2 separate regions of the Homo sapiens genome follow, and region 2 is linked to region 1. The links are chromatin loops, found by intact Hi-C in ENCODE. Cell type or tissue: MCF 10A. All regions are shown on one strand. Links, peaks and the distances in the headings refer to the core of each region. The heading gives the core; the rest is flanking DNA. Region 1 holds the start of SLC6A4 (solute carrier family 6 member 4). Region 2 overlaps NSRP1 (nuclear speckle splicing regulatory protein 1).

The links. A loop is a pair of places that touch in the nucleus more often than their neighbours do. Peaks named below come from ENCODE experiments on the same cell type or tissue, not always from the same donor. Only the 100,000 strongest peaks of a DNase experiment are listed, where the experiment ranks them.
Region 2: a loop joins it to region 1, with 20 times the contacts of the local background. A loop is called at or near these places in 18 of 110 quality-filtered maps.

What each region holds. Positions count from the first base shown.
Region 1 is chr17:30,229,694-30,244,746 of GRCh38, reverse strand. SLC6A4 (solute carrier family 6 member 4) reads left to right here and starts at 9,050. Exons shown (of 15, transcript NM_001045.6): 1 at 9,050-9,134. It overlaps LOC105371720 (a long non-coding RNA gene), which reads right to left and starts at 7,249. Exons shown (of 3, transcript XR_007065698.1): 1 at 6,976-7,249; 2 at 5,947-6,427. RefSeq lists an enhancer at 5,518-6,418, cis regulatory regions at 7,414-7,456, 7,240-7,481, 7,584-7,603, 7,472-7,642, 7,870-7,909 and 2 more, a silencer at 8,634-8,816 and promoters at 8,317-9,071, 7,226-9,071, 7,252-9,076, 8,972-9,266, 7,482-9,266 and 1 more. In MCF 10A, for the core only: a CTCF peak has its summit at 7,712; a DNase peak (open chromatin) is centred at 7,726.
Region 2 is chr17:30,120,773-30,135,750 of GRCh38, reverse strand. The region is part of intron 2 of NSRP1 (nuclear speckle splicing regulatory protein 1); the gene reads right to left. Among named protein-coding and RNA genes, the nearest start is that of MIR3184, 11 kb to the right of the region's middle. In MCF 10A, for the core only: a CTCF peak has its summit at 10,312 (motif pointing left); a DNase peak (open chromatin) is centred at 10,300.

The DNA.
Region 1 (15,053 bases), core at 3,946-11,945:
AGAGGGAAAGGAAATAGGGGAATGTTCAATTCACAACAGCTGCAGCTATTTGGTCTTTGTTTTGTCTTTTCTTTTGAGTCTCATTCTGTCACCCAAGCTGGAGTGCAGAGTACAGTGGCACGATCTCGGCTCACTGCAGCCTCCACTTCGTGGGTTCAAGCAATTCTCCCACCTTAGCCTCCAGAGTAGCTGGGATTACAGACATGCGCCACCACAGCTAATTTTTTTTTTTTTTTTGTATTTTTAGTATAGACAAGGTTTTGCCATGTTGGCCAGGCTGGTCTTGAACTCCTGGCCTCAATTGATCTGCCCGCCTAGGCCTCCCAAAGTGCTGGTATTACAAGTGTGAGCCACTGCGTCTGGCTAGCTGTAGCTATTTGGAAAGAGGATTGTGTGCAGATGGGAAACCCTCCACATCATCTTTCCTGGATATTGTTTGAATACTCAGTGCTTTCCCTCTTGCTGACTCCTCTGGAAAAACTCTAGTTTGGTAGCACGTCTTGAAGTGGACAGAATGAGTTCTGGAGCCATCTTTCAGGTTACCCCATGACAGCTGTTTGTTTTTTAAAAATCAGCTGCTGTGCAGAAGGCTAGGGCAGCCAAGGCAGGGTGGCTATTTGATGGAGAGTATGGGAGGGTGCTTGACTTAGCATAGCAGCATCCCTGCATCTCACCTGGCGGAGACCTTATGGGTTAACCTAGTCCAAAATTCTCCAAAACGAGTAAGTCTTTTAAGTTCTATTTGCACACATTGACAGGAACACACAGCCTCTCACTGTGGCCCCTGCCCACCTCTCCAGACTCGACTTACTCCCCTTCTTGTACACTCTGCTTCAGCCAGCCACTGACCGCCTCCCACCCTGTCCCGCACTTTGTCCCTCAGACACATCAAACTCATCTCCGCCTCCTTGCTGTTCCTCCTTGCTGTTCCGTCTACCTAAAGCTCTTCCCTCAGGTCTTTGCATGGCTGGCTTCTCATTCGGGTCACGCCTTCAGTGTCAAGGCCATCTCTGACCACCTTATCTAGGCAGCCAACTCCCTCCTCCTACTGCCTCTGCCACCTCCATGCTGTTACAGGGTCTGTTTTATTCACAGCACTTACCACTTTCTGGAGGTACTGATGTATTTATATGTGTATTGTCTGTTTTCCCCAAAGTCAGTTACTCCGTTGGCTCCCAGGGGCGGGAACTTTGTCCTGCTTGTGACTGTATACTCAAGTGCCTGGCTCATAGGAAATATAGGGTAGGCTGACACTGAGCACACCTTCTATTCTGACAGCTATAATTAACGAACAGTTTTTACATAGACCTGAAGTCAGCTTCACTATAACTTGCTCAGCAGGGACAAGTAGAACAAGAACAAAGCCCCTGGAGATGTTTGTATTTCAACATTTCACATTAAGGTCTTGATTTCATTTCATGCAGGTTCCTGGCAGTGGGGAGAATAGGTAGGGAGAGAACCACAGAGGCTTACCTGGCTTCCTCACTGCTTGAACCTTTTTTGTTTCAAATCAGCCCAACACAGCGGGAAGAGCAGGGCCTTTGGACTCAGATATGCTGGCCTTGCCACTTGGCAAGCATATAAGTGCCTACACCTGGCAAGTCTGTATAAATGTGGAGAAGCTACTTAATCTCTCTCAGCCTCTGTTTCCATGCTTCCTTTGTTGAAAAACAATATTAAAATTTATTCACTTCGTGAGGTCGAGGTGGGCAGATCACAAGGTCAAGAGATCGAGACCATCTGACCAACATGGTGAAACCCTGTCTCTACTAAAAATACAAAAATTAGCCAGGCGTGGTGGTGGGCACCTGTAGTCCCAGCTACTCAGGAGGCTGAGGCAGGAGAATTGCTTGAACCCAGGTGGCGGAGGTTGCAGTGAGCCGAGATCACGCCACTGCACTTCAGCCTGGATGACAAAGCGAGACTGCATCTCAAAAAAAAAAAAAATTATTAAATATGAGAACTCAGCCTGAAACCTGGCTGAGGAAAACTATATTTTTTGATAACATATATAGTTATCCAAAAATAATAATACCAGTTTATATTGCATATTTCCCATATGGTAGAAAAAGGACAGAAGATAATGCATATAATGTGCCTAGTAGAGGCTCAATAAATGGCAGCTTTTATTAAAAACAGTTCTCATGGAGATTCTTCAATGTGTCCAGTGTTGTGGGAGCCCCTCTGGGAGTTAAAACAATTCCCTTCTCTCCAACCAAATTTGTCATTTACTTGGGAAAATAACATGTTTATGCATGAACCAGTTGAAAAGGTGACTTTATATGAGAGAGATCTTGCAGTAAACTCCGTAATAATTGTGAAAGGGCTTGAAGTTGGAGAAGGTAACGTGCTGACTTGTTTTAAAGTAACTTCAACCCACAGTGAACGCGGTGATCAGCTTACCAAGAAGAAACTAAGGGAAGCCCTTCCTAGATGGAGAGGCACAATTTACCCTGAAGTTTGCTGAGAGGAAGAGCCAAAGAGAGGGTGAGTGTCTTATAAACTTGAGCAGGAGAAAGAAAAATGGAAATGGGGTACAGGAGAGAGGATTGGCTTCAGGAGCTGGGAGCAGAGGGCTTGAGTTCTAAGAGTAGGTCTAGCTCTTTGATCAGATCTTGAGCAAAGCCTTGGACTTCACCTCTTGGCTCCCAGCATCTTTGCTAATAAATAGGAAAAAAAAATGTCCTGCTTAAGTGAACAGCACTGGTGATGTGTAATGTGGCACGATTTGGTGGGTAGTGCGTCTGGTGTAACATGGAGCTGAACTCCTTCAAACTCCCTAGGGCTCCTCCCTCCTTTGTGAGAAACTTGAGGCCCCTTAGAACATCTTTTTTTTTCCCTTCCCCTCTTTTCTTTCTTTTCCCTCCCTTCCACCGTTACCCCTTTCTTTCTTTGCCTTTTATAATTAAAAAATGCTTTTCTGAAAAAGTTTCATAAAAATATCACCTGCACATGGCAAATATTTAAATAGTATAGCAGGGTAGACATTGACAAAGGGGGTTTCCCTCCATCCTAATGTCCTCTGCCTCCAAGGCACCTACTGTTCCCAGTCTCTTCTGTGTGCTTACAGATTTCAATACACATATCAGCCCCCATGCCTTGCCCTCAACAATTTGGAGTAACAACTGTTCTATGCATTTTTTTTCCTCCATTTACAATAAATCTTGAGAACTCCCCCAGATCAGCCCATAGAAAACTGCCTTACTCTTTCTACCTGCTGCATGGTACTCCATTGGTGGATATGCCACTGGGGCCCTGGTTTTATGGCACTAAGTCTGGTAAGACTCAGAGGCATTTTCCTAGCCCTTCATTGCTGGTGTGTACATTTATGGAGCCTGCTGTGCGCCCACACAGTGATAGGTGTTGAGGCATGGAGAGAGGCAGCACCCTGTCCCTTGGGAACCCAGAGCCTGGGAAATTCGGAGAGGGACCAAGGTGCTGCAACAGCTGTATGTGTACAGGGCGGTGGGGCCCTCCCTGGTTCTCTGTGCTTCTGGCGTCAACATCTCCACCAACGTGGAAGGGAAAAACAGCTGCCCTCTGGAGTGTGGCCCTGGCTGATGAAGTCAGGGAAGGGAATCCCCTAGGGAGGAAGTAGAAATCATAAACCCTTAAGGAAGGAGACCACCACTTCTCCTGCTGCCCTTCTCCTCCTCCCCTCCGACCCACCTAGTTTATAAGACAGAAGATAAGGAAAAAAGCAAAAAGTCAGAAAAAAAACAGAAGTAAGATAAATAGCCAGACGACCTTGGCGCCACCACCCGGCCCTGGTGGTTAAAAAATAATAATAGGCCGGGCGTGGTGGCTCACGCCTGTAATCCCAGCACTTTGGGAGGCCGAGGTGGGTGGATCACAAGGTCAGGAGATCGAGACCATCCTGGCTAACAAGGTGAAACCCATCTCTACTAAAAATACAAAAATTAGCCGGGCATGGTGGTGGGTGCCTGTAGTCCCAGCTACTCGGGAGGCTGAGGCAGGAGAATGGCATGAACCGAGGAGGAGCTTGCAGCAAGCCAAGATTGCGCCACTGCACTCCAGCCTGGGCAACAGAGCAAGACTCTGTCTCAAAATAAAATAAAATAAAATAATAATAATAATAATAATATCAACCCCTGACCTAAACTACTTGTGTTATCTGTAAATTCCAGGCATTGTATGAGGAAGCATTGCAAAAGTTTCTGTTCTGTTAGCTGATGCATGTAGCCCCCAGTCATGTTCCCCACGCTTGCTCGATCTATCACAACCCTTTCACGTGTACCCCTTAGAGTGGTAAGCCCTTAAAAGGGCCAGGAATTTCTTTTTCAGGGAGCTCAGTTCTTGAGACATGAGTCCGCTGATGCTCCCAGCCGAATAAAGCCACTTCCTTCTTCAACCTGGCATCTGAAGGGTTTTGTCTGAGGCTCGTCCTGCTACACCATGGCTCACAGAGATTGCAGATAGATCGTGGGGTAGTCACAGTATCTGTAAAGTCTGGGGTGTCACCTACACCCTGATTTCTCCTCACGTGTGAGTATCCTTCAAGCTGGGCCTTTCCACATCAGCCACTCCTGCCTTTTCCTCTCTTTTAGAAAAAATTATCTGTGAAGTCTGAATATACAATGAGTTAAGCAGGGTTAGCAACAGAAACTTAAATCGATGCTAATCTGACAAATACTTACTGATTTTAAACAATTATTACTGTGCCTCTCAATGGGGTTGTGGAAGCAGCAGGGGCCCATGGTGAAGACTGAGGGAATTAATTATGGGGCTTAGATAGAAAGTGCTATAAAAGTCTTAGTTATTGTTATTGGCATTAGCATTTGCCCAGCAAGTGCTTCTGGGGGTGTTTGGGGTGTTATCATAGAGTGAGTGGTGTGGTGAGGCTGCTGCCGTAATACCTGACTGAGAGATAATGGGAGTTCAAGTCAAGAGGATGGTGGGGCTGGGGAGAGGGAGGTGGGAGACCGGGTGATGGGGTGCTAGGAGGAGGGTTTAGCAAAGGCAGAAGGCTCTGGAGGAATGAGGGGAAGGAGCTGGGAAAAATGACCAATGACAAAATGAACCTACTTCCAAATGTTTCTGGCCTTTCTTAGGGCTGAACCTGATCTGTTCCTCCCCCAAACCCCCCGCACTCCCAAAAGGACCTTGTCTGGAGTTCCCTTTAGCTTGCTTCATCTGGATGGGGTGGGCCTGCTAGGGGCTCCCATGGAGACCTCCGTAGAGATGAGCCCAGGGTTCACAGTGGCAGCAAGTCCTGCCTTGGAGGTGCCACTGAACATGAATGTAGAGTCACCAGAACCATGCCAGGAAAAACTGGGGGTCCCAGGAAAAACCAGGGGTGTCGGGGAGGTGCTGGTGGGAATGGAGCAAGATGACACTCTAAGGACTGAATATTGTCAGCATTTTCCTGGGCCTGAGAAAAAGCCCACAAGGAGGGGTGGGCCTTCTTCTTTCGTTATTGTATAAACAGGGCAGAGACAGGACAGACAGATGGCACCAAGGGCTTCCGGAGGGAGAGCCTGGGATTCGCATGGTTCGGTCCTGGCTGGCTCCACAGGGGACTCACTGCTGGCCTTTGAGACTTCCAGGAAGTGGGTTTTCTTGGTGGTGTTTGGGGCAGGTGTAAATATTTATGTGCCCCTTTCCTCTTAAAGTGAAAGCTTGTATTTATTCTGAGCCCCAGAGCAGCTTCTAAGCCCCACTATTTCTGGGCTCAAGCAGGTGAACAAAGAAAAACTATTGCTGTGCGGTGATTGCCAGGCAGCCTCTTCCCAGCTGCCCAGGACCTGTCGCCCTTGACATCTCCCTGGCTGTCCCTATACACCACCAGCACCAAGCTTCGCAGGTGCCTGCTGGGTTTCTGGCTTGCATCTCTTCCCTGCGGCCACCAGCTGACGCCTGCATTCACATTCTAAGGAACCCGTCTGTCCCAACCACCACGACAACCCCCTTCCCCCCTACTCTTACCTGCAGCCCACGCAGGTCACAGCCATTAGATCCTTCCCCTGAAGCGCTGCTTCCCTCCTGCCGCACTCAGGGCTCCCTCCTGCCTTCCATGCCCAGGACAGGGCCTCCCGGCCTCTCCAGGTCTCTGGAGCAGAGAGGTTGTGCCTTCCTCATGCGGTCAGGCTCAGGCTGGGAAGGAGCGGCCCAGAGGCGGGGGGAGGCACGGGTGCGGGGCTGCCTCTTCCCCGGTAGTGGACGCTGAAGCCTGTCCACCTGAATTGGAGGCGGGGCGGGGCAGTCGACTGACCGCCAGGCAGGGGAGCAGGGCGCGGGCTCAGAGGGAGGGAGTGGGAGGCCGAGGAAGGACAAGGTGCTTGTGGCGATGAGTATCAGAAGGCAGAGCGGAGCTGCTCAAGAGAGGCTGGCTCTGTGGAGGTGAGGACCTGCAGGTGGGCCTGGCCTCTCTGTGGGATGGTACCCAGGGCAGGAGGAAGAGAAACACCTGTTTAGAGAGAGGGGGAGGGTCTGGGCCAGTTGTGTGCGGACTCTGCCATGGAGGCAGGGGGAACCAGGGCGGGGCCGTCTGTGTAATTCTAATGTCATTTGCTAATGGTGGTTGCCCGCAGCTGGGGAGCAAGAGGGGAGGAGATGGGACCACCCGGCCAGAGAGAGGAGGGGTCGAAGGCCCCCTTGGAGGAAGGGCCCAGCGCACAGGGCCTGCAAGGAGTTGGCCCCTTCCCCACCCACAGCTGGGCAGTGCCCACTGAGATCATCCTCCCTACTTCACAAACAGAGACACAAAGGCCAGACAGCTTGAGGTTAAGGAGCTCGGTCAAGCCCACACCACAGTACAGGGTGGGGGCCGGGATTTGACCCAGGTCCACAGGGTGCCCACTCTCTAGGCAGCACCTGCACAGAACAGGGCAGTGCCATAGGGAGGGGCTGCGCGCTGGGCAGGAATGCATCTTCGGCTAGAAAGAGTCTAGAAGGAAGATCAGAAGTGGCGAGACTGCACAATTAAGAAGTGCTAAGAAGTCACACTGGACAGACCTGGTCTTGGTAGCCAAGCGCTGAAGTCACCCCTGCAGCCGTCCTCCGCTTTGGCGCCTCTTCCCAGCGTCCCTGCCCCCCTCCTTTGGCCCTCCTGGAAAGGACACTTTGCGTTTTCTGTTGCCCTTGCCTATACAGCACAAACATGCTCATTTAAGAAGTGGAACGTGGGAGGCAGCAGACAACTGTGTTCATCTGAAAGGAGGAGGCCCCACTCCCGTGCAGGCGCTGCCCCTGGGGGTGAAATTCCCAAGCTTGTTGGGGATTCTCCCGCCTGGCGTTGCCGCTCTGAATGCCAGCACCTAACCCCTAATGTCCCTACTGCAGCCCTCCCAGCATCCCCCCTGCAACCTCCCAGCAACTCCCTGTACCCCTCCTAGGATCGCTCCTGCATCCCCCATTATCCCCCCCTTCACCCCTCGCGGCATCCCCCCTGCACCCCCAGCATCCCCCCTGCAGCCCCCCCAGCATCTCCCCTGCACCCCCAGCATCCCCCCTGCAGCCCTTCCAGCATCCCCCTGCACCTCTCCCAGGATCTCCCCTGCAACCCCCATTATCCCCCCTGCACCCCTCGCAGTATCCCCCCTGCACCCCCCAGCATCCCCCCATGCACCCCCGGCATCCCCCCTGCACCCCTCCAGCATTCTCCTTGCACCCTACCAGTATTCCCCCGCATCCCGGCCTCCAAGCCTCCCGCCCACCTTGCGGTCCCCGCCCTGGCGTCTAGGTGGCACCAGAATCCCGCGCGGACTCCACCCGCTGGGAGCTGCCCTCGCTTGCCCGTGGTTGTCCAGCTCAGTCCCTCTAGACGCTCAGCCCAACCGGCCGCACAGTTTTCAGGGGTCAGTTCCTCCAAGTACAAGGGGCGGTGGCTTCTCTGGAGCTGCAAACTTGTCACTGCTATTTCCTTTCGGTCTTCTACTTCCTATCGTTCCTGGCCTCCTCTTGGGGAGAGGTAGAGCCCTCTCCTTTCCGCCTCAGGGACAACCCAAAGCAAGTACTGCATGTGCCCTTTTTAAAGTTTTAAATAATTTTAGCAAAAAGGATATTAACATTAAATCAATTTTTAAACTTTTTGAAAAAATTATCAAAACTACATGCACATGGTTCAAAACAATAGGCTCCTGCTGGGCCCTTTCAGATAATTCAAATTGTCACCAGGTTGGAGTGCAGTGGTTCGATCACGGCTCACTGCAGCCTCGACCTCCCGGGCTCAGCTGATCCTCCACCTCAGCCTCCTGAGTAGCTGGGAACACAAGCGCGAGCAACCACGCCCGGCTAATTAAAAAAATTTTTTTTCTAGAGATGGGGTCTTGCTGTGTTGCCCAGGCTGGTCTTGAATTCCTGGGCTCAAGCAATCCTCCCGCCTCAGCCTCCCAAAGCACTGTGCTCCTTTTTGACGCAGCTTTGAACTGTAGCTGGTTAACAAAATGAGAACCAGTTCTTCATTCCTTCATTGTGGAAGTCTTTATTGTGAGACTCTGGGGACGGAGAGGAATTAGACAAGGGCCTCTAAGCTGAGCTCACATCCCAGCCGGTCAGTCAGATAAACGCATGGGTATCGAGTACTGCTAGGTCCCAGGAAGAAAGAGAGAGCAGCTTTCGGGATGGGGACGATGGGGAGGTGTCCGAGGTCAAGAGAAAGCGGCACGAGCAGACCCCTGTGTGCCGTCCTGTGGGCGCGGGGCGGCAGGGGAGGCGCACACCTGCTCCTTTGTGCAGCCTCCCCCCTCCCGCAAAGTTAAAGAGCAGGAAAGTCAGGATTCCTCGCTCGGCCCTGCCCTGCCGGCTGCTCCGCGCTCCGCTCCTCCCTGCGAGCGTGTGTGTGTGTCGGGGGTCCCTCCCCTCCTGGCTCTGGGGTCGGGCGCGCACCCCGCCCCGTAGCGCGGCCCCTCCCTGGCGAGCGCAACCCCATCCAGCGGGAGCGCGGAGCCGCGGCCGCGGGGAAGCATTAAGTTTATTCGCCTCAAAGTGACGCAAAAATTCTTCAAGAGCTCTTTGGCGGCGGCTATCTAGAGATCAGACCATGTGAGGGCCCGCGGGTACAAATACGGCCGCGCCGGCGCCCCTCCGCACAGCCAGCGCCGCCGGGTGCCTCGAGGGCGCGAGGCCAGCCCGCCTGCCCAGCCCGGGACCAGCCTCCCCGCGCAGCCTGGCAGGTGGGTCCGCTTTTCCTCTCCGCCTCGAACCCACGTTTCTTTCCAGACCTTCTTCCCCGCCTCGGGGAGGGGGATAGAACCGCTGCGCCCCACCGCCCTGCGAGGAGGCGAGGAGGTGCATGCGCCCCAGCGGTGGGCGCCGGATCCTGCCCCTGCGCCCTCCACGCTCAGCAAGAGCCAGAGCTGAAGCTGACCGGCCAGAGTGGGAGACGAGGAACGTGGAGTGCTCGAAGTGGGCGGGCGTAGGGGGCTCCTTTGTCTATTGTTGCAGGGGCTTTGCAACCTCTTGAGGACCCGTGAAAGACCCCTTAAAGAGGGTCTTGAGCAAAGTGCTGTCCTGCGCTTTGGGAAGAGTTGCTTGCTTTCGTTTCAACCCATGGTTTATGTTTGATCTTTACTTTGCTGTCATCGCGTGCAGGTGGCTTTATGCAAAGGGAGAGTTCTGGTTGACACAAATGCCCAGACAGCTAGAGAAATCTCTGAGTGGCGCCTAAGTGGGCCGAGTCTCCGTGCGCTTGGGTGGTTTCACTGTCAGAGCTGAGGCGCTCTCAGACACCTCACAGGCCATTCAGAATGTATGTGAAACTCCAACTCCAACGACTGTGCTACGTGGTTGAAGGATATAACCATCATTTGCTTGAAAATTGTGTACATTCAAACTTGTTCTTGAAAAAAAGCTCTCTGGAGCTCAAGAGTGGATTTGGGTCTTGGGCTAAGGAGCAGATTTTCTTCTGAACTGGGGCTTTTGCATATTGAATTGTTCCTTTTCCATTTGGGACTCTGAAGAATTTGAGAGGGGTAGAATTTCTGAATCAGACATTACAAAGACTTTGTGTATGTATTTTTACCATCAGTTTTGTCCAGAAAAGTGAACCTGGTCAATGGATTATTTATGAGCCTGCTAGCTAACTCTCATCATAGGAAGACGAGAGCAAATATTTAATGTGTTTTGCCTTCAGTTACATAGGAAAAATGTCTAAGAAGGTGACATTGGGACTTGTGTTTAATGAAACAGAGAACTGTGGGCAGCGTCAGTGTTGGGTTTTTAGGAGCGTAGGGAGCACACAGCTTTGACTCTTTGTCCCATTACTTGCTTCTGTGTGAAGCCACTGAGGCCCCAGGGTTCGGGTTTTCCTGCCACGCACTCTGGGGTGGCAGTGACCGTTCCAATATGGATGAGTGAGAAGCAGGTTCTTATGAGGTTTGTGCAAATTGAGCAAGCCACTTGGGGCATGGGTTTTTCCTCTTTTCTTTCTTTCTTTCTTTTTCCCACTAAAGAACAGATTGAAAGTGCTTCACAATTAATCAAAAGTCCCCTCAACACTCTGGTGATCCATCTAAGACCTCTCAGAGATATAACCACCAGCACAGATATTCAAACCCATTTTTTTCAATCTCCTTGTTTAAGAAATATATATATACTAGGAGTGGGATGGGGGAATAATGTTGATGTTTTAATGGAATCTGAAAGACCTCAGAAATTCCTCTCGGGGGATGTTTAGAGTCGTCTGAGCATTTTGATGAAACTTGGAGAGGCATGTTGAAGAGTTTCGCAAATAGGTGAGGTGCCTGAGGAATGGGGATGCTTGGCTGGAGGGGGGTTAGGAGCATGGATCAGTCTGTTTCTTACAGCAGGTGCTTGCTTCCCAAACACCCTGGATGTCCGCTGCCAAACAGAAACACAGGTAACTCCAGACATTAAGCCAATACGTGGCAGCTCCTTCTCCTTCCTAGTTGTGGAATGAATGGTATAATTGGAGAGAATATAGAAGGCAGGGCTTCCTGAAGAAGCTTAATTTTAATTTGGCTTCATGAATCAACAGGATATGGTCATGACTTGACTTTTTCTAAAGATGTCTGGACAGCCAGAGCAAAAATTATACAGTCACTTTTGGTTGTTGTTGAGAAGGTAACTCAGACCTTAGTTATTCCCAGTAACATATCAGCTCCTCGTGGTCCTCAGCTCTAAATGAGGGGCTGTGGAGAGGACTGCCTAACACGATGTCCGAGTCCCCTCCAACTCACTCTGCAACCATGACCCTAACCTCTCCACTTTAAGAAAACATGAGTTGAAATGATGGTGCAAAAATGCCGGAGGGCCGGTACTCTCTACCCAGATATCACCTTCAAATCAGGGTCTCCTGGGGATCCCCTCAGGTTTCACTCTAAGGCAGAGGCTTTGCACACTCTGACACATGTAAGTAAGTTAACCCCTGCACCTTAACCACAGCCAACCAACAGGGGCCCAATAACCCGACTCCCCAGCTGCCCAAATGCCCTTTGCAAGATGCCCAGGGTGTGGTGCGGTAGAAATAGCCCCCAGGCAGCACAAATTTGGGCTGCACCGATTTTCCTGTCCAGTCCCTGGGCTATTAACAGCCACCTCCACTCCCTGATGTTTGCGGTGTTCCATGGAACATACGTGGGTGTGGAGCGAAACATCTCATAAAAGCGCCTGTTTCTCCACACTTGGGACAAGTGAGGCAGACTCCCTTGCTCTTACAGGGAATCTGTTTCTGGGCTTAACCAGGCAAAATGACATTCCAAGGGAAGAAAACTCCCATCTTTCTAGGAGGGACCCAGGGGAAAACAGATGAAACTAGCCTTTCACAGAAACCTGGCATCAATGATCTTCCCTGAGCAGAAAGGCAAATTGCTCTTCCAGGTGGGCACGGGCTCCACCATTGGCCTGCACAGCCCCGTACTTCCAGGTGGAGCTCACGGTGCTGACTTTGGTTCACATTCAGAAATGTTGCCCTGTGAGAAACGTCTCTGCAGGGGCTGCTCCCTTCAGCCTGACTTTTGTTTGCTCTGGGTGACTGGGAAGACGAATGCTCATTTACTGAATGTCAACAACGCGCTTTTAAATGGGAGCAAGTGTTTTCCCAGCCCTGTGTCTAATGAGGTGACAAAATGAGTAGCGATAAAGTGGATGTGAGGCAGTCTGACTGCCTTATTATTATTTCCATCTTTCCTTTGGCCCCTCTGGAACCTGGCAGCAGCTCCCCAGCTTCCATCCCAACCCTGAACCAAGGGGATTTGTTAATGGGATTTAAGCCACAGGCTCTTTAGCACCCAGGACTGGATGGACCTCCATTAATCCCAGAAGCCCCTGGGCTGCAAAAGGAGAGACGCAACCCAGTGATGTGGAGACAGAGAGGCAATGTCCCAGGTCTTCAGGTACTGACGAGTGACAGACAGCAAGGGGAGGGTCTCCTGGGATGCTGATGTCCAGTTCTTCAGGTCATTCTTTGAGGTAGGGAGGGAAGAGGTGACAGGAGGGGTTATGATGAGACCAGGTGGTGATCTGGGCGAGCACTTCTCAGCAAAGCTGGGGACACAGCGAACCCATTGTGTGCTTTGGGAGAGCCCAGAGCCCCAGACTGGGTGGGCAGCTAGCAGGAGGGGGCAAGTACGTGGGCCTTTGCCGTCTTGGGTTTTGGTGTGACCTTTCTGTGTGTATACAGGAAAAAAGAGCATTTCATTTCCTTTGTTACTGAACTGTTGAATAAAATAAGCTGATTTGTCTTCTCTAAGGGAACTTTTTCCTCTAAGGGGCCAAGAATTAGTGAGTGGGAGACCTGGAAGGACCAGGGAGGGGTTCTGCTCCCCGTAGCTCTGTGCATGGCTGGCTCTAGCTCACCCACGGCTCTTGAGGACAAAGCCAGGCCTAGAACTTGAGTCTCTTCTACTTTCGCTCTCTTCTCTTCCCTCCGTAATGATGGGCATGTCTTCTTTAAAAGGCGAACCAAATTAGCTGGCCCTTTCTCTTGTTTCAGAGTTGGGGAGCTGGGCCGAAGGAACAGGGAGGGAAGAGCCTGGAGGGGAGAGGGGAGGTAAGCTGTTCTGGTCAGCAGGGAGCTTTGGCTGACTGGAAGTTTCCCAGCACTGGCTGAGGGCTAGAATTATTTTTTCTTTTGAAAATTTTCAACTGAAAAATCAGAGATATGGTCCATTTTCACCAGTTAACATTTTGCCAATTTGTGTACAAAGTCACTCTAATTATGCATATATCTAATTTTTGCATATGCAGTATATATATGATTTGATATATTATGTGTAATATATAAGATCATTAATATAATTATGCCATTTATGTATCTGTATGTATACATACAGATATATATACACACTATATATACACATATGTACATACAGATACATACAGATATATATATACATATGTACATACAGATACATACAGTGTATATATGTGTCTGTATACACTATATGTATATATAAACTATATGTATCTGTATGTATACCTACAGATATATATAGTGTGTATATATATATCTGTAGGTATACATACAGGTATATATATACTATATATATAGGTTCAACTAATATATATAGTTGAACCTTTGAGAGTTTGCAGACTTCCAGATACTTCTTCCTTAAATACTTCAACACAGATTTCCAACAAACAAGGACCTTCTTGTACGTAACCACAGCGCCATTTTCATGCTGGGGAAACTGGAGATAGATACAATACTATTATCGCACATACAGCTCATATTCCCATTTCCCCCGCTGTCTCAATGATGTCCTTTTTAGCATACAGTGTTACTCTGTGAGACTGTAAACTAGGGGTCAGAAAGTTTTTCTTGCTCTCATCTCAGTGCATATCTGAGAACTAGACTGGTGCAATGATGTGTAAGGATGAACTGATTTTTCATGAGTGTCTCCAACTGTGTGACTCACACTAAAGCACATCTCAGAAATTGTTGACCTAAGAGTATAGGCACCTTTGAGCAGCAACAGCCAAACTCCAAACACCTTGTGGCTGAAGAGGTGGTTGCACGTGTCCTCCGCGCCCCCTCTCCACCTGGATGCACCCGTCTCCTCCAGCAGCCTCACCTCACCTGACCTCACCTCTCCTTCTCCCCTCCATGCCCCACCCAGAGAAATGGGCCAGTTTCCCCTCTCTTTTCTCTTCTCCACTCCCATTTTATTTTGTAGTTCCACTTCAAACCCCCTTTTCCCCACTTCCCTCTTCCGCCTTGCTCAGCAGCCACAGGTGAATCCACCCTTATTTCATAGCACCCTCTCCCTGGGGTTGTTTTTTCCTCTCTTCTCTCTGTTTTGGGTCCCTTTGTGGACCCAATCATGTCTGTTTTACACAAAGGTAATCTTAGTAACATACCTGTATAAAGGAAAAGAAAAGCTGTGTGTGGACATGTTCCCATGTGTTCTATCTCGATTTTTACTTATTGCATAAATTGTATTTATCACAACAGTAAAGGAGTGTTTGGAAGGTGAAGTGACACTCCTAATCCTGATTAATCTAACACATCATCTGTTTTGAGTTTCTCAAGTCTCTTTCCCAGCCTCGTCCACATTTAAATATACTATGGTAACAGAGTAAAAGCAGTTTTGTTTTCTGCAAAAAGTTGTAAGTTGTGAAATTATGTGTCACAAGCAATTCATGTCACCAACTTCTTCTTCTTCCTCTTCCTCTTCCTCCTCCTCCTCCTCCTCCTCCTCCTCTTCCTCTTCCTCTTCCTCTTCCTCCTCTTCTTCTTCTTCTTCTTCTTCTTCTTCTTCTTCTTCTTCTTCTTCTTCTTTCTTCTTTTTCTTCTTCTTCTTTTTTGAGATGGAGTTTCGCTCCTGTTGTCCAGGCTGGAGTGCAATGGCCCGATCTCAGCTCACCACAACCTCTGCCTCCTGGGTTCAAGCTATTCTCCTGCCTCAGCCTCTAAAAGGCTGGTATTACAGGCATGCGCCACCATGCCTGGCTAATTTTTGTATTTTTAGTAGAGACAGGGTTTCTCCATGTTGATCAGGCTGGTCTCGAACTCTGACCTCAGGTGATCCGCCCACCTTGGCCTCCCAAAGTGCTGGGATTACAGGCATGTGACACTGCGCCCAGCCCATGTCATCAACTTCTAAAGAACTTGGACCAGGCGCAGTGGCTCA
Region 2 (14,978 bases), core at 6,931-14,930, 110 kb after region 1:
CGCCTGTAATCCCAGCACTTTGGGAGGCCGAGGCGGGTCACTAGGTCAGGAGATCGAGACCATCCTGGCTAACATGGTGAAACCCCGTCTCTACTAAAAATACAAAAAAATTAGCTGGGCGTGGTGGCGGGCGCCTGTAGTCCCAGCTACTCCGGAGGCTGAGGCAGGAGAATGGCGTGAACCCGGGAGGTGAAGCTTGCAGTGAGCCGAGATCGCGCCACTGCACTCCAGCCTGGGTGACAGAGTAAGACTCCGTCTGAAAAACAAAACAAAACAAAACAAAAAACTGGTGCCAACAACACCCTACCTAAGTTAACTCTGATAAGCGCCAGGCATGGTGGCTCACACCTACAGTTCCAGCACTTTGGGAGGCCGAAGTGGGCAGATCACTTGAGCCCCAGGAGTTCAAGACCAGCCTGGGCCAACATGGTGAAATCCTGTCTCTACAAAAAAAAAATACAAAAATTAGCTGGGCATGGTGGCACGTGCCTGTAGTCCCAGCTAATCAGCAGGCTGAAACGGGAGGATCGCTTGAGTCCTGGACGCAGAGGTTGCAGTGAGCTGTCACTGCACCACTTCACTCCAGCCTGGGAGAGAGAGTAAGACCCTGTCTCAAATAAAGAAAGAAAGAAAGAAATAAAACAATTATGATAAGTAAAAGCCACTCCACAAATTTCTGAATTTCCTCTTGAAGTAGCAGCATACCCATTGAAAACCCTTGGGATAGACTGTTCAAAAAATATATATATATATCCGGACAATGGGATGTCAATTTTGTTGAAAATTAAATATAGCCTAATCTCCTCAAAATATTCCTAGGTCACTGGAAGGCAAAGTTGTGTAATTTCACATGATAAAAAGCACATTTGAACACAACTTCTATTTGTGTTCCCTTTCCAAATAATAAACAAGATTGACCCTTTGAAGTCAACCTGATCTTTGCCAGTCCCCTACTAACCCTTTTTCTATTGTTTCTGAAATCCATTCTCTGAAACTCTGGAAATTCCATTATGAACAAACTAACTCTCAGAGGGAGTACATTACATTGTTTAAAAGCATGGACTTGAATCAGGCAGACCTGAATTCAAAATTTAGCTCTATTATCTAAGTACCCTGTGTGTGCTATTGACCAGTTAACTTCTTGACACCCTAGTTTCCTTAGCTGTAAAATCTCTCATTTTTCCTTAGCTGCTTCTCTTTCAGCTGAAACCTGCACAGATTATCTCTATCCTAAGACAACAACAAAAAGGAAAATTACAATGACCGTACCATTATAGGTATTCCTTGTTTTATTGTGCTTCACGGATGTTTTACTACAAATTGAAGATGTGTGGCAACCCAGCATTGAGTAAGTCTATCAGTGCCATTTTTCCAACAGCATGTGTTCACTTCATGTCAGTGTGTCACATTTTGGTAATTCTCACAATATTTCAAACTTTTTCATTATTACATGTTACAATGATCTGTAATCAACAATCTTTGGTGTTATTAACGTATCTGTTTGGGGAAGCCATGTACCATGCCCAGATAAAATGGGTAACTTAACTGATACATGTTGTGTGTTTTCTGACTGACTGCTCCACCAACCGGTGTTTTCCTCTCTCCTCTCTCCCTCTCCTCAGGCCTTCCTATTCCTTGAGACGCAACAATACTGAAATTAGGTCAACTAATAACCCTACAATGGCCTTTAAGTGTTCAAGTGAAAGAAAGAGTAGCAGGTTTCTTACTTTAAATCAAAAGCTGGAAATGATTAAGCTGATTGAGGAAGGCATGCTGAAAGGCGAGACAGGCTGAAAGCTAGGCTTCTTGCAGTCAAACAGTCAAGTTCTGAATGCAAAGGAAAAGTTATGGAAGGAAATTAAAAGTTGCTACTCCAGTGAACACATGAATGATAAGAAGGCAAACAGCCTTATTGCTGATATGGAGAGAATTTTAGTAGTCTGAAGAGAAGATCAAACTAGCCACAATGTTCCCTTAAGCCAATTTAGAAGCTGCAGTAAGTTATCCAGAAAACCTAACAGGGACCATCAATGAAAGTGGCTACAATAAACAACAGATTCTCAATGTAGACAAAACAGCCTTCTATTGGAAGAAGATGCCATCTAGGACTTTCAAAGCCCAAGAGAAGTCAACGCTTGGCTTCAAAGCTTCAAAGGCTGACTCTCATTGACAATTTGAAAAATGCTAGGGCCCTTAAAAATTATGCTAAATCTACTTGCCTGTGCTCTATAAATGAAACAACAAAGCCTACATGACAGCACATCTGTTTACAGCTTGGTTTACTGAATATTTTAATCCCGTCATGGAGACCCACTGCTTGAAAAAAAAGATTCCTTTCAAAATACTGCTGACAATGCATCGGGTTATCACGAGCTCTGACAGAGATGTACAAGGAGATGAATGTTGTTTTCAGGCCTATCAACACACTATCCATTCTGGAGCAAATGGTTCAAGGAGTAATTCTGACCTTCAAGGCTTATTTAAGAAATACATTTCAAGGCCAGGTGTGGTGGCTCATACCTGTAACCCCAGCACTTTGGGAAGCCAAGGCAGGTAGATTGCTTGAGCTCAGGAGTTTGAGACCATACTGGGCAACATGGTGAGACCCCTGTCTCTACCAAAAAAAAAAAAAAAAAAAAAATAGCTGGGTGTGGTGGTGAGTGCCTGTGGCCCATGCTACTCAGGAGGCTGACTGAGGTGGGAGGATCGTTTGAGCCCAGGCGACAGAGGTTGCAGTGAACCAAGATCGCACCACTGCACTCCAGCCAGAGTGACAAAGCGAGACCTTGTCTCGAAAAAACAAAAATACATTTCATAAACTCTACAGCTTCCACAGACAGTGATTCCTCTGACAGATGTGGGCAAGTAAACTGAAAACCTTCTGGAAGAAATTCAACAGTCTAGAAGCCATTAAGAACACTTGTGATTCATGGGTGGAGGCCAAACATCATTAACATGAGTTTGGAAGAAGCTGATTCCAACTCTCATGAATGACTTTGAGGGCTTCAAGACTTCAGTAGATGAAGTGGCTACAGATGGGGTAGAAATGGCAAGAGAACTAGAATTACAAATGGAGTCTGAAGATGTGACTGAACTGCTCATGATAAAACTTGAATTGATGACAATCTCATGATAAAACTTGAATTGATGACAAATTTCTTCTACTGGATGAGCAAAGAAAATGGTTTCTTTTCTTTTTGAGACAGTCTCGCTCTGTCGCCCAAGCTGGAGTGCAGTGGCATGATCTTGGCTCACTGCAACCTCCACCTCCTGGGCTCATATGATTCTCCTGCCTCAGTCTTCTGAGTAGCTGGGATTACAGGCGCACGCCACCACAACTGGCTAACTTTTTTATTTTTTAGTAGAGACGGGGTTTCACCATGTTGGCCAGGCTGGTCTTGAACTCCTGACCTCAGGTGATTCGCCTACTTCAGTCTCCCAAAGTGCTGGGATTATAGGCATGAGCCACTGCACTGGTTTCTTTTCTTTTCTTTTTTTTTTTTTTGAGACAGTCTCGCTCTGTCGCCCAGGCTGGAGTGCAGTGGTATGATCTCAGCTCACTGCAAGCTCTGCCTCCCTGGTTCATGCCATTCTCCTGCCTCAGCCTCCGGAGTAGCTGGGACTACAGGCGCCCGCCACCATGCCCGGCTAATTTTTTGTATTTTTAGTAGAGACGGGGTTTCACCATGTTAGCCAGGATGGTCTTGATCTCCTGACCTTGTGATCCGCCCGCCTCGGCCTCCCAAAGTGCTGGGATTACAAGCGTGAGCCACCGCGCCTGGCCTTGCACTGGTTTCTTTATATAGAATCTACTCATGGTGACGACGTGAGCATTGTTGAAATGACAACAAAGAATTTAGATTATTACATAAACTTAGTTGATAAAACAGCAGCAGGATTTGAGAGGACTGACTCCAATTTTTAAAGTTCTACTGTGGGTAAATGCTATCAAACAGCATCACATGTTACCGAGAAATAATTCATTAAAGGAAGAGTCGATCAATGCAGCAAACTTCATTTTTGTCTTAAGAAATTGCTACGGCCACCCAGCCTTCAGCAAACATCACCTGATCAGTCAGCAGCCATTAACATTGAGACAAAACCCTCCACCAGCAAAAAGATTATTGCTGGCTAAAGGCTCACATGATCATTAGCATTTTTTAGCATAAAGTATTTTAAAATTATGGTATAGGCATTTTTTTAGCTATAATGCTATTACACACTTTAAAAACTACAGCATAGCATAAACATAACTTTTATATACACTAGGAAACAAAAAACTTACATGACTTGCTTTACTGAGATATTTACTTTATTGCAGTGGTCTGGAACCATACCCACAATATCAGTGAGGTATACCTGTGTATCTTTGAACTATCATTTCCATCTCTTCCTCTCTCTCTTCCCTGTCAAACTCTTCAAAATAAGATTACTAATTAAATTTTAAAAGTTACTATTCAGATGAGAGGACAATAAAAGACAGAGAAACTGTAGAGCTAAAGAAAATATATTGAAGACTAAAATAACACCAATAGAGCTAATAAATTAGAAACAGTAAGAAACAGAAAAGCTATAACTGAAACACTGACAAAAGTTTAATCTTAGTAGAGAGAAAAAGACATAGACTGAGTAATTTCCCTAAATACCTGTTTAATTTTCCTTATCCTGCTCTACTTTTTCACAGCTCTGTAATCTTCTAAATTCACATGTAACTTACTTATCTGTTATGTTAATTACTTATCACCCCCCACCACCACCACCTTGAGAATATAAGTGCCATAAAGGCAGTGGCTTTTGTTATGTTTCACTGGCACAGGGCAAGTGATCAATAAATATCTGTTGAATGCATTAATAAATGCATGACGATGATATGAAAGACAAAGATGATCCTCCAAAATGATAACCCAGCACATGGATGACAGTAAATTTCAATGAAATGAAGAAAAAGCTAAATATTTAGAGAAAAAGAAACAGTGTATTCCTGGAAAAAACAATTCAACATTATTTGCAGCAAGACACATTGAGTTAAAAAGGCTATATACTCTCCAGTAGTCCAAGCCAATTAAAAAAAGTCTAGAAGTAGGGATAAAAGAAACTATAGTGTTGTACTTCCTCATAAGAACATTAAGTACCAGAAAAAATCACTAATGTCTGTAAGATTTTGAAATAAATTGTTATTGTAGAAATATTACACCCAATCAAGTAGATATTTAAGTGACAAAAGCAATGGGCAAGCATTATTTAACAATCAAAAACTTAAGAAATAATGCCCCAATGAGCACATGTTGAAAAACTATGAAATTAAGTCAAAGACCTCAGAAATGGAAAACAATGGTTAAAAAGACTAGTGGACGCTGGGCATAGTGGCTCACACTTCTAATCCCAGTACTTTGAGAGGCTGAGGCAGGAGGATCATTTGAAGCCAGGGGCTCCAGAACAGCCTGGGCAACATAGTGAGACTCTGTCTCAACAAAAAAATAAAAAAAAATTAGGCAGGCATGGTAGTGCATGACTGTAGTCTCAGCTACTTGGGAGGCTGAGGTGGGAGAATTGCTTGAGCCCAGGAGGTTGAGGCTACAGTGAGCTGTGACAGAGCCACTGCACTCTAGCCTGGACAACAGTGAGTCCCTGTCTCAAAATGAAATATTTTAAAAAAGAAAAAGAAAAATAAGGAGGACAGAATTTTCTTGCCATCTCCCCACTTCTAATAGAATTGTCTTAGTTCCATCCTTTTCCTTTTCTCTCTTCTTGCTTTTTCACTCTTAGCCAGTATGTTAAGGATGAAATTTTAGCAAATTGCAAAATTACTTTAAATCCCTCACTGTTTGATATACTCGGTACCATAAATTTACTAGTAATTCAGTTTAATAGCATATGAGAAAAGTTCACAAATTCTCAGCCATCATTAAAATAACCTAAATTTCCCAACATTTTCACAATATGCTTTGTCTTATCTATGTACAACTGTCTTTTTATTTGAACTATACTAGACTATATCTACAGAAGTAAGGCATTATCTGATTAAAACTGATGAAAAACCACAACTAAAACATTTTATTGATTTGGATGTACTATAATGTTCAGACAGATTAAAATTTTAACTTTTTCTTACCAATAGTAAGCCAAACAGGCTTCCAGCTAAAATAAGATTAATTTTTCATTAGGAAAACCAAACCTTCAACTTACTTTTTCAAGAAAATTTTTAAAAAGATTAAAGAGGAGAAATATCAAGAAATAGTGAAAGGAATGGAAGTGTATACACTTATGTAATCCTGTAACTTGCTAATGCTTCTTACTTTGGGAATACACAATTATGGTTATCTTTTTTTTTTTAAGCACTCACTTCCTTGTATTCGTCAAAATTATAACAAAATAATAATATGATTTTGAAAAAAAACTCACACTACCATGCTAAAAAGTAATCATTTTCATTTATTATTTTTTACTTATCTGTGCACCTATAGCATTGTACAACCCTAAGTATTCAATTTTGTATCCTTATTTCATCTACCTCATGCTTTTAAAATGTCCCAATATTTTCTCTCCTAGTCTTCTATCAGATAAAATGTGTTATATCTTTTTACATTTTAATATGATTTGGAAACTAAATACACTATGGGAAATCCTTAAAATTCACCATAATTTTTCTTAAAAAATAGTTGAAAATACAGAAAAGTATAAAAAAAAAAATCATGCCAGGCGTGGTGGCTCACACCTGTAATCCCAGCACTTGGGGACACCAAAGCAGGAGGATCACTTGAGGCCTGGAGTTCAAAATGAGCCTGGGCAATATAGCGAGACCCCCATCTCTACAAATTAAAAAAAAAAAAACAAAAAAACCACTCATTGTCTGCCATACAAAGATAACTACCATTAATATGAAATGCTTTATTGTCTTTTTTCCTTTTATCTATAACAAATTTGTATATATTTTTTCACTAAATGTTATTTCATGATGAATGTGATAGCCGTAGTATTGCACACACTTTACTTACTCATGCTTTCACTGTTGAAAGCTGGACTGGTCTTAAATTTTTACGATCATAAAGAGACCCAAGATAAATGCTTTTGAATACCTAAAAATATATTATATCAATTTCTGACAATTCCAAGACAAAATTTTAGAAAAGAAAATATTGGCAAGGTTTCTGTCTCCTGACTGATAATATTGGGTAAACAATAGTCAACTTTTAAAAGATTTATACTAATTTTTGGAATTGCTTTCCAGAAAAGGTCCATCTGCTTCCAAAAATGTGCATTAATTTATAACAAAAATTCGAGTGCAATTTCACAAAGATCTTGCCATTTCATTTTTAAAAAGTATTTGGCTAATATGATGGCAAAAAATGGTAGCTCACTATTGTCCTAAGTTTACATTTCTTATAGTAAAATTGAGTATTTTTAATGTTCATTAGATATTTCTATTTTTTCTATATTTGTCTCTAAATGTGTTTTCCTCTTTTTTTTCTGCTAGGGTTTTAATGTTTCCCTTATAATTTCTATAAATGCTTAACCTATAAAAGGAATATACTATGGCTTCTGAGTAATTTTATATATATAATTTTATATATATATATAACTACATATACATATATACACATACTAAGTTCACAGCCAGGTGCAGTGGCTCACACCTATAAGCCCAACACTTTGGGAGGCCAAAGCAGGTGGATCACTTGAGCCCAGGAGTTCAAGAGCAGCCTAGGCAACGCAGTGAGACTCTGTCTCTACAAAAAATAAATTAAAAAATTAGCCAGGCATGGTGGTGTGTGCCTGTGGTCCCAGCTACTTGGGAGGCTGAGGTGAGAGGCGTGCTTCGGCCTGGGAGGTTGAGGCTGCCATGAGTTGTGACTGCACAAATTGCACTCCATCCTGGGTGAAAGAGCAAGATCCTGTCTCAAAAAATGAAAAAAAATAATAAGTAATGTAAATTAAATAAAATGTAAAACTAAGTTAATAAATTTTAGCTATCTAAACTTAATACTCTCTTTTAAAGTGGTTAAAAAGTTTTGTCTCTTTATCCAAAAGCAACAACTAGGCCAGTTACAGTAGTTCACACCTATAATCCCGACACTTTGGGAGGCTGAGGCACAAGGATCACTAGAGGCCAGGAGTCTGAGACCAGCCTGGGAAACAGAGGGAGACCCTGTCTCTACAAAAAATAAACAAATTAGCCAGATGTGGTGGCACATCCCTGTGGTGCCAGCTACTGGAGTGTTTAAGTGAGAGGATCACTTGAGCCCAGAAGGTAGAGGTTGCAGTGAGCCGTGATCATACCACTGCACTCCAGCCTGGGCAGCAGAGCAAAACCTTGTCTCCAAAAAAAGTGCAACAATTTTCAGATTCTATACATCGTATCTCTTAATGGCATATAAATTATGTTACAAAACTAGATTTCACAAGTATACCATTGTTTAGAAATAAACATTTCAATTGCCGACATTAAAAGGAAAATTCATTATGCTCTGCAAAATGGGCAGGCATTTATCATAGATAAACATCTAAAAAACAGTTCTAGGTTTAATCTGTCATGCAACATCTAACCATCTTGGTCACTTAACACTCATTAAATATCTGTTATCAAAAATACTTTTGAGAACAATCATACAGACCAGTGGTCAGCAAGTTGTAGGCTATGGGTCAAATACAGCCCATCTCCATTTTTGTAAATAAAATTTTATTAAAACACATTTATTACTCATGCTCATAATTTACATATTGCCTAATGGCTGCTTTCACACTGAGAATGAAGTTGTACAGTTGCCCTGCAAGGCCTAAAACATTTACTATCTGGATCTTTACAATACAGACAGCTAAAACACCTGAATAAATAATCTTACTAATTTTTAGAAGCTAGCCTAGGCCAGGCATGGTGGCTCACACTTGTAATCCTAGCACTTTGGGAGGCCAAGGTGGGCGTTTTACTTTGAGCTCAAGAGCTTGAGACCCGCCTGGGCAACATGGCGAAACCCTGTCTCTACAAAAAAATACAAAAATGAGCCGAGAGTGGTGTCTCGCACCGGTGGTCCCAGCTACTCAGGAGGCGGAGGCTAAAAGATTGCTCAGGCTGGGAAGCGGAGGTTGCAGTGACCCAAAATCGCACCACTGCACTCCAGCCTGGGCAATAGAACAAGACTCTGTTTCAAAAAATAAATACGAAGCTAGGCTAGATGGCCAGATCCTAACTCATAGAGCTCATACTTTATCTAGTACAGTGACAAGACATGTATGTAAACAACTTATAATGCAAGCTTTTAAAAGCTAAGTGCAATAAGAAAGGTAAAGAGTGTAAGAAAAAGGAAGAGATTCTTTCCAGTGAGGAAAATCAAAGAAGGTATCTTGAAAGAAGTAGCTTTTGCGCTGGGTTTTGAAGGATGGCTATAATTTGGACATTAAAAAAATGGGGAGAAGACTTCCAGTGTAAAGAAAAGCAGAGCTGTGAAAAACTGCAAGCACGACAGTGTACTTTTTATGGAGGAACAGTTAGGAGAAAATGCTAGTAAGCATTCTAGGGGCAAAGCATAGAGAAGGTTTTCAAAGTCAAGATTAGCACTTTAGATTTTAAATATAATTACGTTCAGGACTGAGGATCAGTGATTATAACTGTGCTTTAGGAAGATCAATCTGACAATATCATAAATAATTTGAGAAGACAGATAATAAGGAAACTAGTTATGAAACAATTAAAATAATCCAACAGAAAAGAATGAACATGGTGACAGTGAGACCGGAAAATTATGACAGCAAAACCACTCACTTATGAATTGATAGCAGCATCAGAATATGCTTTCTTACTCATATGGTGTAAAAACTTTCACCACCCCCCCAACCATCTCTCCCACCTTGAACAAAATGATAATTATTTCTAACTTATTCTGACAATTTGAAAAAGAGGATCTACTAGGCCACGCATGGTGGCTCACGCCTGCAATCACAGCACTTTGGGAGGCTGAGGCAGGCAGATCCCTTGAGGCCAGGAGTTCAAGACCAGCCTGGCCAACATGGCAAAACCCCATCTCTACAAAAAATACAAAAATTAGCTGGGCCTGGTGGCGAACGCCTGTGATCCCAGCTACTTGGGAGGCTGAGGCACAAGAACTGCTTTAACTTGGGAGGTGGAGGCTGCAGTGACCCGAGATGCCGCCACTGCACTCCAGCCTGGATGACAGAGCTAGACTCTGTCTCAAAAAAGAAAGGAGGAACTGCTTAAATTATAATTAAAAGGGATAGACTACCACTTTCCCACTAAACTAACCCTGGATGCAAGCACAAAATGAAAACAATTCATGTGCTAGGGCTCCCTCTGCTGGACCACTAGAGAAAAAATCTGATCTTAAATGCTGCTGAATTGATAAAAAGAACAGATAAATTGGCTTCATAGCAGCTCCTTTCCAGGTGTATCAAATGCTTTCCTCAGGAGGGGAATAAGAAATTATCTTTCTTCTATATTTTCCACAGCACTAATAATTTAATTGTTGCTTAAATTGTTGACTAATTATGAAAGAGATTTTAATATATAGTCAAATCACACAAATTTTTTTTTAATCTTTTTTTTTGAGACGGAGTCTCGTTCTGTCACCCAGGCTGGAGTGCAGTGGCTTGATATCAGCTCACTCAACCTCTGCCTCCAGGGTTCAAGTGATTTTCCTGCCTCAGCCTGAGTAGCTGGGATTACAGGTGCCCACCACCATGTCCAGCTAATTTTTGTATTTTTAGTAGAGATGGTGTTTCACCATATTGGCCAGGCTGGTCTTGAACTACTGACCTCAAGTGATCTGCCCACCTCAGCCTCCCAAAGTGCTGGGATTATAGGCCTGAGCCACCATGACTGGCCAAATCTCACAAATATTTAAATATACTCAATAAATTTACTTCTCAGTAAAAAGACAAGCTGGAATTAACCAGACTGATTTTTTTATAGGTAAGGAAATTATTCTAAGGAATGGTTTTATATTCCGTTCACTAAGAAATAAGCTGCAGCTCCCTTGTCCATTGGCTTTGACCGGAAGGTAGGAGAACCTTTCTCTCTAAGACTGAATCTCCCAAATGTTTCTGCTCCTTCTGGACAAGCCCAGTTCCCACCAGGTAACTCTGGTCCCCAGCCTCCAAGAACCATCTCCTACTTGTATCCCTCTATATATCACTACTTGCTTCTTACTGCTGCTAATCTCTCGACTGCCTCATCATGCCCTTTTTGGCATCTCAAGTCTTCCATCACCTATGTTAACAATTCTCTGTATTAAAGTCCCACTACAGGAAGGAGGAAAAGAGGAAGAGCAGGAGGGAAGGAGAAAGCTAGCACAAAATGGCCCAGGCCTATCTTTGCTGACTCTAGTGTACCCACTGGCTAGCTAACACCAGCCTCATTTCACAATGGAAAAGAAACAGCAGTAACATCAAAAAACTCTCTAGATTACTTGTGTAAACCCATCCTTCTCAAACTGTGGTATGTTGTGGTCATTTCATATCGCTTTTTCTTTTTATTTTAGAGACAGGATCTCCCTCTGTTGCCCAGGCTGGAGTGCAGTAGCACAATCCTAGCTCACTGCAACCTCAAACCTGGGCTCAAGCAATTCTCCCCACCTGAGCCTTCCAAGTACCTAACATTACCAGTGCGTGCCACCACACTTTTTTTTTTTTTATAGAGACGGGGTCTCGCTGTTGCCCAGGCTGGACTTGAACTCCTAGCCTCAAGCGATTCTCCCACCTCAGCCTCCGAAAGTGCATGAGGGTACAGGCATGAGTTATCATGCCTGGCCATGATGCTTTGTGTTACACAGTATACCAGGGTGCTTTAATGTGAAATGCAAGATAAGCATGTCCAATCCTTCTGTTGTATCCATAGTAAGTGATTTTTATAATTATTTGTATATTAAACCACAAGGGTGCTAGAAAATTTAATGGTAAATAGACGATGGACGATTTAATGGTAAACAGTCTTCAACAAAAGGTGCTGGGACAACTGGATATCCATATGCAAATGAATGAAGTTGAACCCCCTCTCTCTTATTATTAAAAAAAAAAAATTTCAAAATGTATGAAAGACCTAAACTCAAGGACTAAAACAACAAAATTCTTAGAAGAAAACATAGTGGAAATCTTTGTGACCTCGGATTAGGCAATGGTTTCTTAGGTAGGACACTAAAGCACCAGCAACAGCAGCAAAAAATGTATTTCCTCAAAACAACTTTTGTGCTTCGAAGGATATTTTCAAGAAAAGTGAACAGACAACCCACAGAACAGGAGAATATACTTACAAACCATATATCTAATAAGATACTAAAGGAACTCTTACAATCCATAATAAAATGACAACCCAATTTAAAAAGAGGTAAAGCCGGGCACGGTGGCTCATGCCTGTAATCCCAGCACTTTGGAAGGCTGAGGCAGGCAGATCACAAGGTCAGGAGTTCGAGACCAGCCTGGCCAACATAGTGAAACCCCGTCTCTACTAAAAATACAAAAATTAGCTGGGCGTAGTGGCACATGCCTGTAATCCCAGCTGCACCTGTAGTCCTAGCTACTCGGGAGGCTGAAGCAGGGAAACTGGTTGAACCCAGGAGGTGGAGGTTGTAGTGAGCCAAGTTCGTGCCACTGCACTCCAGCCTGGGCTACAGAGCGAGACTCTGTCTCAAAAAATAAAATAAAATAAAAAGAGATAAATGTGGCTGGGAACAGTGGCTTGCACCTGTAGTCCCAGCACTTTGGGAAGCTGAGGCAGGAGGATTGCTTGAGGCCAGGTGTTCAAGACCAACCTGGCCAATATAGTGAGACCCCATCTCAATTTTAAATTTTTTTTAAAAAAAGGTAAATGACATGAATATACATTTCTCCAAAAACAAAAAAGTGTCCAACATTATTGGCCACCAGGGAAGTGCAAATCAAAGCCACAATGAGATACCACTGTACACCTTCTATATGGCTACAATAAAAAAGAAATGTTAGACAGGATGTGGAAGTGTCAAAACCCTCATACACTGCTGACAGGAATGCAAAATGGTGCAGCCATTTTGAAAAAGTCTGGCAGTTCCTCAAAAAATAAAACCAGGCCAGGTGTGGTGGCTCACACCTGTAATCCCAGCACTTTGGGAGGCCGAGGCAGGCAGATCACCTGAGGTCAGGAGTTCAAGAACAGGCTGGCCACCATGGTGAAAACCTGTCTCTACTAAAAGTACAAAATTAGCCAGGCATGGTGGCACACGCCTGTAATCCCAGCTACTCAGGAGGCTGAGGCGGGAGAATTGCTTGAAACAGGGAGGCAGAGATTGCAATAAGCCGAGATCACGCCACTGCACTCCAGCCTGGGTGAAGAGTAAAACTCCGTCTCAAAAAAAAAAAAAAAAAAAAAAAAAAAAAAAAAAAAAATATATATATATATATATATATATATATATATATGAAACCAGAGTTATCATATGAACCAGAAATTTCCATCCTAGGTACATATCCAATAGAATATCCAATGGAAATGAAAACATATCCACACAAAAAACCTATACACAAGTATTTATAGCAGCATTATTGCCAGAAATTGGGAAAAACCCAAATGCCTACCACTGATAGATAAAATATGGTACATTCATACAATGGAATATTATTCAGTAATAAAAAAAGAAATAAAGAGTACTGACACGTTACAATCTTGAGAACATCATGCTAAGTGAAAGAAGTCAGACACAAAAGAAAGCCTATTGCATGATTCTATTTATATGAAATGTGCAGAATAGGGAAACCCATAGAAACAGAAAGTAAATTAGTGGTTGCCAGGGTTTAGGGGTGGGGAGAATGGGGAGTGATGGTAATGGGTACACAGTTTCTTTCTGGGTGAGGAAAATGTTCTAAACAGTGGTGATGCCGGCACAACTCTTAAAAACCAGTGAATTGGCCGGGCGCGGCGGCTCACGCCTGTAATCCCAGCACTTTGGGAGGCCGGGCGAGGTGGATCACAAGGTCAGGGGTTCGAGACCAGCCTGATCAACATGGTGAAACTCCGTCTCTACTAAAAATACAAAAATTAGCTGGGTATGGTGGCAGGTGCCTGTAATCCCAGCTACTCAGGAGGCTGAGGCAGGAGAATTGCTTGAACCCGGGAGGTGGAGGTTGCAGTTGCAGTGAGCCGAGATCACGCCACCGCACTCCAGCCTGAGTGACAGAGACTCCGTCTCAAAAAAAAAAAAAAACACACACACACACGCACACACACAGTGAATTGTACACTTTAAAAGGGTAAAGTATACAGTGTGTGAATTATATATTTTTTTAATGAGGGAAAATGATGACCAAAAAAAAAAAAAAAAGATCTTGCATCAGGACTCCATCTCTTTCCCATATATTCAATGTGGCTGCCAGGTCCTACTTATTTCTGTGGTATCGCTCACATTTTTCCCCATTAATTCCCAATGACCTCAACCTAGGTTGAGATCTCTCACCTGAACTACTAAAAAAGCCTTCTAACAAGCATTTTTAAACTCATCTCTCATTTCTCCCTTTCTTTGTTTTACAATTCAAGAGTTATCTTCCCAAAAGTGTGATGATATCACCGAATTACTCAAAAACTACTTGAAAATATAAAGTTGAAATTTTATACGAAAAATTTAAGGTACTCCACAATCTGGCCCAATCCTGTTACAACCGTATCTGCAACATTTTTTCCTATATACCCTCTTCTCCAGCCACATTATTCCACAAAAATGCCTTGTACTTGTATGCCATTCTGTATTTCTTGCTGTTCTCTCCCAAATGAAATTATTTCACCTCTATTTTTGCCTATTTAAATCTAAACCAGCCTTGAATGTTATTTAAATGCTTATTCCTGCCTTGATTTTCCTGCAACAAAGTGAATCATTTCATTCTCTACATTTCATTCACATTCTGTAACGCTACTGTTAAAACAAGGCAAGACAGAAGAATAGTATAGGTTTGAAGGTCAGATAGGCCTGTGTTCAAATCCCAATCTTGACACTTATTTATCAGCCACA